Regions from separate parts of the Mus musculus genome. Here region 1 is linked to region 2. The links are chromatin contacts, found by Hi-C or POLR2A ChIA-PET in ENCODE. All regions are on one chromosome and are shown on one strand. Each heading gives the region's core, a stretch centred on a gene start or an enhancer-like site at or near the end of the contact. The rest is flanking DNA. Distances are from core to core; before and after follow the strand shown.

Region 1 (5,301 bases), core at 2,747-5,246, 58 kb before region 2:
CTCCCCTTCCGCACCTCGGCGGCCGCCGCCGCAGCAGCTCCCGCCGCCGCCGCCATCGCCGCTTGCGCGGGGGGCCGAGCCGGCGCGCGGCCGCCCCGGGTCACGTGGACAAGGAGGGAGGGCGAGAAGACGCCTTAAAGGAGCCGCTGCGGGCCTCTTGGCCATTTTTGCCCCCCAGAATGGCCCTGGAGGTCCAGAACTGGGGCCTGTAGGGGAGAGGGCGTTCGCTCCTAGCCTGGGCTCCGCCGGGAGCAAGGGTGAGGCTCGACTGGGCTGTGGCTTCCCTGTCCCCGCCCGGTTTTGGGAACACGTGTAGCCTGAGCCTTTGCAGCTGCCGCGTGTGCCTTTCCCGTTCTGAGCCGCCAGATAGAAGGCTGGGACTATATCAGTTTTGAACTTTAGTGCACAAGAAGGGGCGACAGAGACTCACGGAAGACACCTTTACTTCTGGGTCAGTGTGCTTTTGGAAATCTGGGGGAAGTGTCTTCGGTTGCACTAGATATGTCAACTGAATGCAGCGGAGACCTCAATCTATTGACAGTAACTATTTCTGCCCAAATACTTCTCCATGGAGGGGGGGGGTCATGGTCCAGCAGACAGCTTAAGTATGATGGTAGACACAGCAAGTATACAACCCTGAACACTATCGAGGGCACCATCCCCCTCCAGGCATTAAGTCCTAGCCAAAGCTTGAAAATGCCTGTATGGTTGCTCACACAATATTGGACAGACAGGTACTTATGTTACTGGGCCCAAGGCCAATTCGGCATCTTATGGGAACTGTAGTCCTCTTTGGATTAAAAACTTTTCAGAGCTTTCTGGGAATTGTAGTCTTCTAGGTAATCAACTATAAGTTTAGCTGGTATTTCAACTTTCCTTAAAACTTGAGCAAAAATATGCAACAGATGCCCTTTTGCCATCTCTGTGGGTTCACTGGTCACCTGTGGCCCATGGCTTGCACTGCCACCAAACCCCGCATGGTTTATGCCAGCACCAGGGTTGCCAATCACTGTGTGATAAGGTTTCTGCCTAAGTGTTTAGGGCGTGTTCCGAGTCTCTGCTTGAGGCTCCTTTTGGCATGGGACTACAATTGTTAGCGCTGGGAGAATCTATGGTGGGTAGTCACACACATGCAATTGCCAGAATATAAAGAAAAAATGTTTTTGTTTGTTTTTTTTGTTTATTTTTATGGAAAACAAAAACTAAAACCCCAAACTCCAGAAAAAATCCTAAAAAATAGTTTTCTTTAAAAATACTGTATGTCTCTACTCCTCTCCCTCCCCCCAACAGCCCTCCTTGTGTCCTTTTTTTCTAAGTGCCCTGCCCCCCCACCCCTCCGCTACTCACTGTTCTCGCTACTGTAGCCTAATGTCTCATTACCTACCCAGGTTGCCCACCGTGTTCTCTTACCTGGCACATATCATTTCATTTCCGGTGAGCCTTGTATCTACTTTCCCACTTCCCCAGCATGCAAAAATCTCCTCCCTTCCTTCTGGTACTTCATACATGTGTCGCCCTCCGCTCCCTTCTCCCTGTCATCTATTCTAACCAGGGGCAAGTAAGCTGCTTCCTGGCAATCCCCCTACAATTCCCACCCCCACCCCATCTCAAGAAACGCTAGAATCCCCCCCCCCCCCAGCCAGCTTTAGCCAGGAAAGAGCTGTTCTCCAAAACTTTCAACTTTGCCTTTTTTTTTTTTTCCCTCTCTTCCTCCACATCGTTTATGCACCTCTTCAAAAAAGAAATCTTTCTTTGGGATCCCACATTCCCTCAGCCTTATCAACCCTGTCTCCGGCTCCATCTTTTTCTTCTGCTCTTTGAGGCATGGTCTCTCTCTCTCTCCAGTCTTCCTCCCTCAAAATGTTTGCCTGCCCTCAAACCCCGCCCCTCCCCAATTCTGCCGGGCCCAGGACCGCCCCCAGCCTCTTGGCCTTTCAGCGGATGAGGACATTGATCTCAGCCACACCAGCTTCCAGCACGTTCTCAGCTGTGGTTTTGCCATGCTGCTCCTTGAGGTGCCGCCTAATGGCGGGCTTGTGGGCAAAGCGCACGTCACAGTAGGAGCACCGGTAGGGCCGGGCTCCTGAGTGCAGGTTGAGGTGATCGTGCAGTGTGGACTTCTGAGTAAAGCACTTGCCGCAGATGCCACATGAATGGGACTTGACACCACGGTGGACGTTCATGTGGCGGTTGAGGTTGCTGCTGTGGTTGAACTGCTTGCCGCAGCGTGGGCACATGAAGATGAAGTGTTGCGCACGCATGTGGAAGACCAGCTTCTCCACACCCTGGAACACTTCAGGGCATTTGGTGCATTTGATGTTCTTTAAGGGGTTTCCACTTGAGAAGCCCCCAGGCAGAGGTCCCCGGCTACCCCCTGCCCCCAGACTGCCCCCCGCCCCCCGGGCAGCCATGGCCACCGCTGCTGCTTCCACTAGGCCCGAGGTGGCCCCCACACTGGCCCGGCCTCCTGGGATCAACAACAGGCCTTCCCCTTCCGCGTCCTCTGACAGGCTGTAGCATGCCTTCACCACCCCTTGCGGTGGGGTAACAGTGTTGGGGGCCACACTACTCTGGGCCAGCTCTCCCAGGTGGCTGCTCACAGAGGCCCCGATACCCAGACCCCCGGCTAGGCTTCCAGGGGGTTTGAGCCGGTGTGCCACTTCTAGAGCCGACTCCACTTTGACGATGCAGATGTCAGAAACATCTTCATCTTCATCCTCATCCTCCTCTTCCGCCTTCAGCTCTAGGTCCTCATCCAGCGGAAACTCCAGCTTCACCGGTCGCAGGAGCGGAGGGGGTAGAGGAGGTGGTGGTGGGGGTTTTGGAGCTGGCTTTGGGGTCCTGGCTGGAGGGAGGAGGGACTTGGTGGCACTGACACTGCTTAGGAGGCTAGCCTCGCTGACCCCATCTTCTTTAAGGCCTATTTTGGGCTCAATGAACTGGCTAAGGGCGTTCCGGCATTTCTCCACTACATGCTCCATTTGCAGGTAGGAGGCTGCTGTCAGGTAGTTCACGATGTCCCTGACTGCGAACTCCAGGGCGCCTGTGTAGCAAGAGAGGAGCAAGTCCGCCACAATACGCGCGCTGTGCATCAGTGAGACCTGCAGCTCAGAACTGGGGTTCAGCAAGAACTGGTCCCGGAGGAACGGTGAGCAGGCGGCCAGGATGACCTTGTGGCCACGGAATTTGAGGCTGTCGGCCACGATGGTCACATCACAGAACCGCTCCTCTGCACGGAGCTGGTTCATGTTCCGCAACGTTGCGGCCTCGTGGCCAGGCAGCTGGAAGCGCAGGACTTCCACCCCAGAGGCCATTGTGGCGGGAGTGGACTGCCCTGGGTGGGAAGGAAACGAGTCAGAGACAAAGGTCTCTGGCTGTCGGAGGCCAAGGCTCCAGACCCCTCATCCCTACCTCCCTAGTCTTGGCGCGCCTCCCTCAGTTTCCCCAATTCCAAGGAGGCGCGGTCCCTCCGAGGAGGGAGGCGTGGTTCCCGGGGGCGGGGCAGCGGCGTCCACACCCCCCAGTCCCGCAGCCCGCGCGCCCACGGGAGAATGGATAAAGGGGTGGATGGGGGGAAAAAACCAGAGGATTGCAACTCTGGGGTGGCCCCCGGTTGCAGGTACTCCTCACCCGCCTCGCTCTAGCCTGGGCCGCGCTGCTGTGAGTCCCCCTTTTCACGTCCTCCCACCGCCCGGACAGGTCGTGCACGCCCCCCTCCCACGCGCAGATCTCCGTGGCACGCCCCCCCACCCAGACTCACGACCCTGGGTGCACGCGCCTCTCACCTGGCCCGGTTCCGCGTGCTGATTTTTCCCCCCTGGTCCCCCACCCCCCCGGGGCCAGCGACGCCCCCCACACACGGGCAGGGCCGGGGCAGCGCGCAGGCGCGGGGGTGCACGGGGTGCGCGCGCGGGCCGGCTCCGCGTGGGCGGGAGGGGGAGGGGCGGGGGCAGCTCGTGCCGAGTGTTCCAAGGCCCCGCGCAGCGCAGCGTCCTCGCGGACTCGGGGCGGAGGAAGAGGGGAGGGAATTAAAGGAGCAGGATTCCCCCTCCCCGACCCCCCTTTTCTCCCCCGGCACCCCCACGCGGTTAAAGGGCTGGACAGTCGGGCCTCCCCTTTGGCCAGGATTATTTGTCCGCCAGAGCGGAAATACGCTCCACACCGCCCCCTATTTCACGCTCCCCCTCCTCTCTGCCTCTGGGGCCCGCGGCCCGTCTGCGCGTGCGTGCCAAGGCCCGCGCACTCGGCCCCGCCCCCGGCTCCTAGAGCCCCCCTCCCGCGCCCCAGCGCGTCCCCGCTAGCCCCGCCTGCCCCGCGCCCCCCAGCGCGCGCGCTCCCCGGGAACTGCGCAATCTGCGCGGCCACCTGCTCTCCAGCAAGGCGTCACTCCCGCCCAGCTGTGCGAGTCAGGCCACCTCCCAGAGCCTTGGACCTGCCGGTGGCCTACCAATCTTAGGATCACTGCTGCCCTCGGGTGCATCCTCCGCTGAATGTGTGCACAGTTCCTCAGGCCACATTTCCAGACTTTTCCAAGTCTTCTGAAGCTGGTGCCCACTGTAGTCCTGATCTAAAAGAGAATTTCACTTTCCACAAAGCCTGATGAGCCAGCGCTTGCCCTCAGCTTGTCCGGCTTAGAGCACACGGTTACGTCAATCACACTCATTCTCCCTTCTATTTTATCCACTCTGACTTCTTGCCAAGGTCAAGAACCCCACTCATACTGTGAAAGATTAGTGCGTTTCACCTTCACTGTGTAATTAACCCTGGGACTAATCTTGCAAATTGTGCAATTATTTATATTGGTACTAATGTGCCATCTATAATTTTCTCTGCACCCACTCTGTCCTGTCCCAGAAGAGGAGATGCTCCCTGACCCTAGATACCCACTCTACTCCGGACTGGCTTTCTTTGCCACTCCAAAACTACCTTCAACACAACTTCAATGTGAGTACCTGTCTTGAAGGCTAGCCCACCAGCGCTTCTGTGCACCCCAAATACCCACACTGGCTTTAAAGAATAAAGTCCTCAGGGGGTGGCCGCTGTTGCCTGCAGGTTATATTTTTTTTATTACACCCTCCAGGAAGCTTCTCAATCCTGAGGATGCTCAACTGCTTGCAACCCGATGCCCCCCCCCCCCCCAAGACATCTTGAATACAGGAATTAAGTTATGTATGGGCTGTGTTTTGCAAATAAAAGTCAGACAATAAATGGCTGGGTGTTGACATCATTGGCTTTCAGCTGGACCTGCATCCGCCCATACAAAGTTCATTCCTGATTGAACCGAATTCTCACACCCAAGAG
Region 2 (4,978 bases), core at 90-2,589:
CCTGGGGGTTCAGGCAGTCTACCTCCCCGGAGAACAGGAGAGGGTGGTTTCCCAGGCGGCTGCGTAGCACAGAGCAGTAGGCCACGTTGGTGTTAACTTCCCCAGAGGGGTCTGGGGAGCCTCCGGGTTTGTCTGCACAAGAAGAGAAGGCAGCAGCAGAGGAAGGGGATCTCGACCTCTGTGGAAGGGGAGAGGGACCGCACGGCTGCGACGACTCTCACCTGCGCACATGTACTGCTCAAATTTGTAGCCCATGTACATGAGCTCCCGGAGGAGGGGTGGCCGTGCAAGCCTCTGGGCCCGAGCAGCCGGGGTCTCCACCTCACTTAGGTACAGTGTCCCTTGGAACCGGGAGGCTGCCAGCTGCCAGCCCTCCTGCCGCTCATACGGCGTGGTCAGCAATTTTGTCAGGTGCCCTCTCCATGTCACCGTGGCCCCTGCCAGCCAGCCGGGACCCCTGGGAGGGAAGAATGCGGGGTTTATGGTCTGACTCGAGTTTTACTTCTGTTGACTCAAAGTCCCCACTAAAGACCATTTGGCTTTCCCAACTTCAGAAGAGAAAGCCGGGTCACCAGGTCAGCTTCTGCGTTGCACCGGGCTCACCCCTCCAGCTGGTTCCGGTGTTCCAGGACCCAGCGCAGCAAATGGTCCAACCTCTCTTGGACTTCCTCGTCCCGGGGCTGGTATCGGTCAGGGTATCCATCTCTGAGGTCAAAGTCCGGGCCTGGGCCGTTGATGGGAGGGGGGCTGTAGTAGCGGAGGGCTCGGGCATCTCCATGGTACTGGCGTTGTGCGTCCAGGGAGAAGCAGCCCAGTTCGGATGGACGCCGGTAGAACGGGAAGGGTCCCGAGTACAGAGAGGGCTGTGTCCGCAGTAAAGGGACTGCCCGGGGGAGTTTGTGCAAAGGCTTTTCCACCTCTGTCTTCTCCGCTTTTCTCTTAGTCCCTCTGGGTTCCATGAGGTCCTGCGAGGAAAGCGTTTCCAGTGGATAAGGAGCGAGTGAGCTTCCAGGTTTGGGCTCTGCGTGTCAGGAGCCGGGCGCCTCGTTCCCACCCACGGACCAACGAACGCGGCGAGCTTGAGGAGTTTGGGGGTTGAAGCTAAGACTTGGTTACCTCAAAGCTCCCCACCCTGACCGACCTCCACCTCCTCGAGGCTACGGCGTCAGGGCCGCACGTCAGAAGCCGGAGAAGGATGCAAACACGGAGTTGCTGTTTCTGATGACGCTCTCATCCGCCCTCAGCGTCGGAGTGGGCGAGGTCCGTCTGCACCGGAGCGGGAACCCAGGCGGGCCACTCGCGCCTCGGCGCGCCCCAGTGAGCGCTCTGGTCGGGAGCCAATCAGCAGCGGTGCGGGCGACGGAAGTGAGGCTGCCTTCGTCATCAAACTCAGACGACCAGCCAGAGGGCCCGTCGTCATTATTCTGTGCCGGAAGACGCGGTCTTCGGGACTCCTTTCCCGGAATCCTGAAATCCGGGTTATGAATCGCAAGAGACGGCTCCTGGCGTCTGAGGCTTTTGGGGTGAAGCGGAGGCGGGCGCCGGGGCCCGTGAGAGCGGATCCTTTAAGAACAAGAGCAGGTAACCATGGCAACCTGGGCGCGGAAAGCCCGAGGGTATCCACCCTTGGAGGAGGGGGGGGAGGAGGAGGAGGAGGAGGAGGACCTAGGGTAGTAACCATGGCAACCCAGGCGCTGGGCAGCGACTCTGAGGGCTGGGGCGTCCGAACCTCCGCGCTGTCTCCACCCTCGCTCTCCACCCGGACCTGACCACGCGCTTGCTCCACCACAGGCTCGGCGCGCGAGGCCATCGAGGAGCTCGTGAAGCTGTTTCCCCGGGGGCTGTTCGAGGATGCGCTGCCGCCCATCGCGCTGAGGAGCCAAGTGTACAGTCTGGTGCCAGACCGGACGGTGGCCGACCTACAACTGGTGAGCACCTTGGAGACCTTTGGCGTGTCCCCCCCCCACCAGCCCCGGCCCTCCGACCCGCAGCCTCGAGGGCACTCGCCAAGTCCCTGTCGCTCAGACACTCAGTCGTCCGTCAGCAGGCGTTAGGCCAAGGCAAATGCAGAGCAAATCCCAGGGGTTTGGAACTGCAGGCAGATGTCACATCTGACAGGTGATGGCTGTTAGAGAAGGTTAGTGAGCGCGGACAAAGGTGTACTGAAGGTCACCGGTGAGAGAGATTGACTGAAGGAGAGAGATGAGTCTAGTGTTAATTCCCAGATTTCCCAAGTGATCAGTTAGTGATTAGGGGATTGACTAGAGGAGGGAGGCACCGAGTAGCTGCTTGCCTGATGTGCGTACACTGAGTTGCAGATTATAGATGTATGAGACAGTGGGCTATGACGCTGCAGATCATTCTAGGCTGTGGTGCACAAGGCATAGGGGCTAAATGAGATACTTAGGGAGACTAGAGGAGTGATGTAACCTCGTGGCCAAGTTTAGAAGGCGATTGAAAGCCAGGGCCATGTCTCTTCACACAAAAAAAATCCACAGTGGGCAGATTTCAGTCTCTGTTTTATAGGAACTCTCAGACCTCTGCCTGAGTTGAAGGTCAGAACACTGTGAACGGCTCTCTGCTGCTACATACCTCTCTGGGCTCCTTTTAACTAGGGCAGTTCCTCCTTAGAGGCTGTCACAGATCCTTCTTGCTTAGCTTTGTCCTTATATTGTTACAGAGTTTCTGACCTTGATTCCTGCAGGTGACTTCTGACCTCCTCCTCAGGCCATGGCCCCTGTGCTTCCTTTTCTATAACTGTTTTTTTTTTTTTCTTTAAACAAAAAGCTTTCAGAGTTGCACAAGTTTTGTTTTAAGACAAGGTCTTAATTTGTAGCCCAGACTGCCTTAAACTTGATATTCTCCTGCTTTCATCTCCCTAATGCTGGGGTTTACAGTAGTCAGAAGGTTAACTAGAGGGAGTCTCTTCTTTCTTTGGAGAGGGGAGGATTGAACTTGGGTCAGCAGACTTGACAGCAGAGTCACCTCCTCAGCCCTGTCACCAGCTCTAAGAAATTTCTCTTGTCCTCTCTCATTGCTTTCTTCTGGCACTGAAATTACATAGACATCTTCTCTTTGAACCCCTTCAGACACTTCCATGTTCAATAGTTTTGGGCTTTCTTTTATAATTGTACTGTTTAGTTTCATCTTAGATTAATAATCTGTTCAGAAAGCTTAATTTCATTTGCTTGTGGCTATGTGCTTGTGAGCATGGGTGTGTGTACATGTGGGTTTGCACTCTCAGATGCCAGAAGATGGCACTTGATCCCTGGAGCTGGGGAGGTACAAGTTACAGGTGGTTGTGAGCCACCAGATGTGGGAGCTAGGAACTGAATGTGGGAGCTCTGCAAGAGCAGGAATTACTCTGCCACCGAGCATTGCTCCCACCCCAGATCGATAGTCTTTTATTCAGCTGTACTAAAGTATTTCACACTCATTGAAGTCTTAGTTTATTGTCTTCATTTCTCAGTTTTAAATTCTCTACTGGGACTTTTTTTTTTTTTTTTCTTTTTATGGGTCTTATTATGCAGCACTAGATGACCTGGAACTCAGTCTGTAGACCAGGCTACCCTTGAACTCATAGAGACCCACCTACCTCTGCCTCCTGAGCGCTGAGATTAAAGCTATGCACCACGGTGACTGACTGGGACATATTTAAGCCTATATCTTTTTTATGATTATTTTAAATTTGATTATTATTTTTGGCCATGTGTACTGCCATATGGCTTTAATCCCATTGCTCTAGAGGTAAAGGCAGACAGATCTCTGTGAGCTTAAGGCCAGCTTGGGCTACCTATTAATGTTCTATTTCCAAATTATATGTGTGCATGTGCAAGTTCATGTGTACATGCCACCATGTGTGTGTAGAAGTCAGAGGGTATTGTGTGGTTGAATTCCCTCCTCCCATCACGTGGATCTCAGGGGCTGACTCAAGCCCTGGGGCTCAGCAGCAGGCCACCTGACCCACTGAAACATCCCACCAGCCCTAAGCCTGCTATGTCTTTTTAGAATTTCCTACCAGTAGTTTCTCATCTTGTTTTTTTTTTTAACACGTCAGCATTAGCAGCATTATTTTAAGTCGTTTGAACTTCATGTAGTCGTACATCTTGCTAAGGTGTAGTGGGAGAGCTTACAGCGTGGAGTGACCAGTTATGAATCAGTGTCTTTACCATCATTTATCATTTACCCATGTCAAGAACCTTAAAACACCTCTTCGTTGTTTCTAAAATGCCTAATAAATAAATTGTTATTAGCCAGGCATTGCGTCTCAGATAGGTAACTCTGGGACTCAGAAGGCTGAGGCCGAGGGATCCTACTAGTTAGAGGCTGGTGTGGGAGACAGAGGAACCCTGTCTCAAAAAGCTAAATAAAACAGTCCAAAGTGTTGTGATGTGTCCACACCCTCTGCTCTTCCCTGGGGAGGAGTTTTTTCCTCCTGGTGGCTGTCCTGGTGGGATTAAAGGTGCAGCCCGGGCTGCATGTCTTCTGAGCTTTACTTCCTGTGAGCCCTTTATTTTTGGCCATGTGCTGGGCAGATTTGCTCAGATCAGCAAATGCCCCCTCCCTGTTTCCCTTCTCCCAGAGTCTTTGCTTGCTTTAATATATCTGTCTGGTAGTTCTTGTGATCCTGTGAGCTTTTCAGTGTTATTGTTTTGAACCAGGGCCTCTTCATTTTGTATCTCTGGCTGCCCTGGAATTTCACTCTGTAGACCAAACTGCCCTTGAACTCAGAGATCTGCTTGCCTCTGTCTGTCTCCTGAGTGCTGGAATTAAAGGTGGAAGCCAGCATGCCCGCTACTTAAACAATTAAAAACTTTTAAAAGACCCATTGTTTCTGTGTATGGATGTTCTGCTTACATGTGTGTCCGCACACCACATGCGTGCCCTGTGCCTCTAGAGGTCAGAACAGGGTCAGATCTCCTGAAACTGGAGTTACAGACAGTTGTGAGCTGTCACGTTGTTGCCAGGAATCGAACCA

What was found. A loop is a pair of places that touch in the nucleus more often than their neighbours do. ChIA-PET counts read pairs that join two places held with the same protein, here RNA polymerase II (POLR2A).
Region 1: a map of left cerebral cortex shows a loop between it and region 2 (2.0-fold over the local background). The contact joins the promoter of Zbtb12 here to the promoter of Dxo in region 2. A Hi-C loop is called at or near these places in 1 of 37 maps with a recorded cell type or tissue (left cerebral cortex). POLR2A ChIA-PET finds 5 or more read pairs at or near these places in 1 of 5 experiments (Patski).

The regions. Positions count from the first base shown.
Region 1 is chr17:34,893,254-34,898,554 of GRCm38, reverse strand. Zbtb12 (zinc finger and BTB domain containing 12) reads right to left here and starts at 3,996. Exons shown (of 2, transcript NM_198886.3): 1 at 3,786-3,996; 2 at 1,711-3,334. The coding sequence starts at 3,314. The coding sequence ends at 1,935. It also overlaps a transcript of Ehmt2 not described here.
Region 2 is chr17:34,833,380-34,838,357 of GRCm38, reverse strand. It overlaps Dxo (decapping exoribonuclease), which reads right to left and starts at 1,339. Exons shown (of 7, transcript NM_001163770.1): 1 at 1,142-1,339; 2 at 604-965; 3 at 222-457; 4 at 1-132. The coding sequence starts at 959. It overlaps Stk19 (serine/threonine kinase 19), which reads left to right and starts at 1,455. Exons shown (of 7, transcript NM_019442.3): 1 at 1,455-1,581; 2 at 1,792-1,928. The coding sequence starts at 1,482.